Linked DNA regions of Homo sapiens: region 1 is linked to region 2. Evidence: chromatin contacts called from ENCODE Hi-C data. All regions are on one chromosome and are shown on one strand. Each heading gives the region's core, a stretch centred on a gene start or an enhancer-like site at or near the end of the contact. The rest is flanking DNA. Distances are from core to core; before and after follow the strand shown.

Region 1 (2,700 bases), core at 1-2,500, 170 kb before region 2:
CTGTCGCATCTGATTCTTGTGACAATTCTCTGAGGCTGGCATTGTTATTATACTTACCTTTTACAAATGAGTAAACTGAAGATAGTAGAGTAGCCAATTGTCAGAGCAAATGCTGGCCTGTCTTTCAAGCCCAGTATTTTCCACCAACGTTAATGTTTCAGGTTTCTACATGAAGGTTCCTTTTCTTTCAATTCAGTCAGTAATTTCATCGCTTTTTGGAATTATTTCATTTTACAGTGATTTTTTTCTATACTCAGACTAAGTTTACAAAAGTGTTTTACATATTCATTTATTTATTCAAAAAGTATTTATTACATCATATCTATTTATTATATCTCGGATATGCCAGGCACTGTGTTAAATGTTAAGGAATTCAAGGAAATAGCCTCTTTTCTACCTGTAAGTTGCCTGTATTCTGGTAAAGAAGCCAAACATGTCCCCGGATCACTGCCGTGAGACTCCGTGAGGGCGGCCGAGCGCCTGTGTAGGAAGCTAGCTCTGGCGGAACAGTGTTTCAAGTATGTCCCTATTGGATTACTGATTCTGGGAAATTCTAACCCAGCTCCTGTGCATACTCCTAAACCTCAGACTTCTGCTCTTTCCCTCATAACCCATTTTCTGCTCTACAAACTGTTAGCTTCCTTTGCCAAGGAAAGGACAGTGGTCTAGACGTCAAGGAGCCAACATTGTGGTTAGAAATCAATCTCTGTTTCCCTGGCTTTGAATTACTATATGACTTCAGGCTTCCCATTTAACCTTTGCTGGCCGTGGTTATTTATTTGCACAATACAGGTAATAGCTACCTTATGAGTTGCTGTAGGGCTTCATTAGTTAATGTTTACAACATCTTTGAAAATATAGCATGAAAGCTACTAAGTAAGCGCAAATTATTATTATTATTATTAACATTATAATCATCATCAATCTATTTCGTATATAGCCAAAGGCTGTCTGCAAGAAGTGAATCATGATGGTTCTCTACAAGCCTGGCTCCATCTTCCAGGCTTGATTGCTAGATCCAAAGGCCCGAACCCAATGACAGGCATAGCAATTTAAATAAGTTATTTCTGTGCGTGTAAAAAGACAAATCATCTCACATTCCCACTTCTTGACTCTGTTGCTAGTTGCTCAACCTTCCTCCTGATCGTCATATAATCATCTCTGTGTATATAAAACATGTAGAAACTCTCCTAGCCAACTGACAATTATCTGGATCCCCTAGACAGCCCTGACATCTTATTCCTCTATTGTGTAAAGCAGGAAACTGAGACCACAGAAAGTGAGTCATAGATTTGAGTTCAAAGTTTGAATGAGCCCACTCTTTGTTTAGCAGTTGAGACTGCGCCTATATGCACAAGCATATTTGGAAAGAGAAACTTTACATTAAGCCACATAAATATCATTTTGATTATAGTTATTTAATAGCTGATTACTAAATAATTATTCAGCCTATTTAAATTTGCTGTTTCTAAGAGTGCTGATAATGACAAAAAGGCAGTTATTTTAAATAGGGAAAAATTCATTTTTAATAATGGATTTCTCTCTGCCTAAAAAAAGTCTCTTTTGCCCTTGTTTCCTGGTCTACTCTGACATATTTTTCATAACCCACATAAAACTTTTGCTCATTTTGGAAACTTCTGTAACTCCCTTTAGACTGTGGTGAATTTCCCTCCCTTGAATGTGTGATGCCTGATTATATGATTTATTTGGTAATTATTTATTTCTCTTTGGCATATCCCATTGTTTTCATTTGCAACTTTTCAAATATCTACACAGTATCTTCTTTTTACAATTAAATTACACAGCCTTTTGTGGGTAACACAGAAGGAGTGTTCATCTTTATAATCCCTGAGATGCTTAGGTTAGATTATTGGAAGTGGGATTCAATAAACATTTGTTTCTTCTTTTTTGTTCAAATATATTTGGGAGACCATTTTATATTGCCATTGAATATGATGGAAAGCTGCTACACCCTTTCCCTCTGATCCTGGGCACATAGGTAGACTACACTTCCCAGCCTCTCTTGCAGTTGAAGTGGGCCACGTGATTGAGTTTGGTCAATGTGAATGGTAGACATCATGCATGCCACTGCCTGAACTGGCCTATTAAAATATTCAGCACAATCCTCCCTGCCTGCACATGCTCTTTACTCACTAACAAGCTGAATGGAGAGAAAACCAAAACCCGAAACAAAACCCAAGGACTTAGAGAAAGGCAAAGTCACAGATAGAAAGATCCCAAGTCCATATGCCACCACTTGGAGAAGAGCTTTCCAAGAGAATTAAGTCACCAGGAAAATCCATGGACGTCTGTTGGGTGAGTAAGAAATAAGAAATAAAATAAATCACTGAAATTTGGGGATTGTTACAGAAGCATAAATTGACTTATAAAACATCTCACAATCATCTTATCCTTAATATATTCAAAATAGAATTCTTATTTCCTTTCTTCTGTATTCCTCAAATCCAGTGCTTCAGCAAGTCTTATCCAAACTCCCTTCAAAATGTATCTCAGTACCCATCAAATCATTCAATTTCTCTCTCTTTTTCTGCATCGTCAGCATGAGTTTGCTCCTGGGCTCTGTGATAGCCTTTAAACTGCTCCTGCTGCTTCCATTCTTACCCTTCTCTCTTCAATTTACCCTCTACACATCAACCAAAACCATTTTGAAAAAACACTACTTAAACCACACCATTCCCT
Region 2 (2,700 bases), core at 149-2,648:
AAATTACATCCTTCCCTGTCATTTAAATCCTCCTTGCATTTCAGCCTTCAATTCAAATGTCACTTCCTTCATAAAGTGGCACAAAATGTGGCATCTGGACTCTTGGATCAGCATGAAAGGGGATACTTTGGGGGTTTTCTACCAAGTTCCATGGACAGGATGCCTGGTCTGTAATGGGTAGCCCTACACGGCAAATATGGCATTCAGCTTTGCATCATTATAAATTAAAAATGCAATTTATGAAACGAGTCTTTTGCTAAGGATAGGTTGGTTTATGAAGTACCATCATGGCCTATCATCAGAAGGTCTCAAAATGGCCATGCCTTTATCTTATTATTTTCTTTCAGTATAAATTTGAACTTTCATTGTACCAATGGGTATAATAAATACCTCCCATCTGAGGGTGTACTAGCCTAAATCAGTGTCAGAAAGATGACCTCAAATTCCTAGAGCCTCTACCATAGATGTGAAATTCTAAATACAAAGTTTCTGGGTTTTTTTCCCCCCCTTTCAGGAAAGAACTCCCATTTCACTTTCCTCAGCAGTGGAATAAGTGGCTCAAAACAGCAACTACTGATGAAAACTCAATTTCCAAATACATTCCATGGCTTATTTGTGGACGGAAATGTTCTTTACCTTTTGAACTTTCAGATAGCTGGCAAAAGTAAATGCGCAAGCCTTTTTTTGTTGTTGTTAATTAAACAGGAAAAAATATCACACCCTGGCTTGGCTAGTAACCAAAGTCAGGGGTTTCTGAAGAATCACTTCACAGATGGGAGGCTGGATGACAGATACAAAGACCAGGCATGGTGCTCATAAAGGTGACACTCTTGGTATCTTCCTAGAAACCAGCAGAAGCCAGAGCTTCTGGAAGGGAGTGATGAGGAGGAGTGTAAACGATTCATTTACTCTGTGTATCATAACCTTGCACCTTATTGACTATAAATCAGAATCGTTTGAAAAATCACCACATCCCTTTTCTGTCTGGGCCTGTGAAATTGCTTCCTTTAATCCAGCAGAGAGATGCCTGTGGTTTCAGAGCTCTGGGATGTTCCATTCCATGTGCCACATGCATGTGGTTAGTTAATGACCTGGGTGTCTACTGAGGTTTGTGACCACGGATTGTTGCAAAGCTCTACCTGACTCCATTCTTCTCCTGGAGAAGATGAGAACATTCTTACCATATTAGTCATGCCAAGCCTCCACTTTTTTTGAATACACAGGAAATGTTTCTCTCCAACAGCACATAATTTGGCCAATAGCAGCTTCCTAGGTTCGGAGCAACTTCACCACCTATCATGAGTTCTCCAAGATAAAGTTTGTAGTAACAGTTTTAGCGGTGGAAATGTCACCAAGTTGCATAAACTCAAGACATGCTTTGGCATTCAGTCACTCTGCAAATATTTATTGAACAGAGTTCACTGGGGTCAATAGGATGAAGTGGATAGCAGTTATTTCTCCTCCCTAGAATTTCCCCATGACACACACCAAGTCACACAGGCACTATTTTGTTCTTAAAGGAGTATTTTAATATTGAATTATGGGCAGCAGTGCGAGCAGCACCACTCTTCTTATATTAAAGAGATGAAGATTAGAATGGCCACAAAGTTGGACATGAGATCCAGATGGTGCTATTTGGGGGCTGAAATGTACCCCCATGGCATCAGGACAAACAACTGCCAAAGCCAAGCTCCCAGTGCTAATGAATTTGTAAACAAGATCATGCACAGTCCTCCTAATTAATATTTTGTCATTTGGAACCTGACTATAGCCTGCCAGACAGGAAATCCAAGTCTGAAGCCATCTACATAATTCAAAAGAGCCAGTTAAAAAAACAGAAGGTAGAGGAAAGAGGTGTCATAGTCCACACAAAGCCAGTCAGTTTGTTACTGGGTAAAAATTGGTGAGTCATCTGTGACGGTCAGTTTTAGGTGTCAACTTGGCCAGGCTATGGTACCCAGTTATTCAGGCAGACACTAATCGAGGTGATGCTATAAAGCTATATGGTAGATATGATGCTGTAAATGTATTTGGTAGTCATCTACACTCAAGTTGACTTTATGTGAATGAAATTATCCTAGATTTTCTGGGTGGAAATGATCCAATTAGTTGAAAGGCCTTAAGAACAGCACTGAGGTCTCTCTGAAGAAGTTCTACCTGTGGACTGGAGCATCAGCTCCTGCTCAGGAGTTTCTAGCTTGCTCTATGGATTTAGAACTTGGAAATTTTTCTGTTTTGTTCACTATTGTATCCCTAGTACCGGCCCAATAGGCAATCCATTAATATCTATTGAATGAATGAATACATGAGCTTAATTCCATGGTAAAGTCAGCCAAGTATGTGAGGTGGTATTATTTAGATAAAACAGTTGACGTCCTAAATTTTAATTTTCTGCCAGTTTCCCCCGCTCTCACACACACACACACAGATACTCTCTCAAATGTACTCACTTGTGATCAAACCTTGTTCAGTCTTTCTCCCCCTCTACTTTTCTGCACAGTGGACATATTGGTCACATTTTCCCTATTGAGAACCTCTCTTCTTTCATAATTCTGTGCTGCTCATCCAACAAACTCCATCTCTACAGTTACCTTTTCTATGAATTATTCTAAGATTTCCTTAATAGAAGTTGTCTTGGTATCTCCTGAAAGCCTCAAAGCATGTGTCATCTCTGCTGTTCATGGGACACATAGCATTGAT

The links. A loop is a pair of places that touch in the nucleus more often than their neighbours do. Pooled maps may share reads with other maps.
Region 1: a loop to region 2 is called in a map of endothelial cell of umbilical vein, with 4 times the contacts of the local background. The contact joins two enhancer-like sites. A Hi-C loop is called at or near these places in 4 of 168 maps with a recorded cell type or tissue (Calu3, PC-9, endothelial cell of umbilical vein and 1 more) and 2 of 50 pooled maps.

The regions. Positions count from the first base shown.
Region 1 is chr1:218,872,986-218,875,685 of GRCh38, reverse strand. It overlaps the pseudogene NXNP1. Among named protein-coding and RNA genes, the nearest start is that of LINC01710, 44 kb to the left of the region's middle. Within about 2 kb of position 1,250, at least 3 of the 41 ENCODE cell types and tissues checked have a DNase peak (open chromatin) inside an H3K27ac peak, as active enhancers do; they include endothelial cell of umbilical vein and mammary epithelial cell, where a contact is called at or near this core.
Region 2 is chr1:218,704,734-218,707,433 of GRCh38, reverse strand. The region is part of intron 3 of LOC105372924 (a long non-coding RNA gene); the gene reads left to right. Among named protein-coding and RNA genes, the nearest start is that of LINC02869, 200 kb to the right of the region's middle. Within about 2 kb of position 1,398, at least 9 of the 41 ENCODE cell types and tissues checked have a DNase peak (open chromatin) inside an H3K27ac peak, as active enhancers do; they include endothelial cell of umbilical vein and mammary epithelial cell, where a contact is called at or near this core.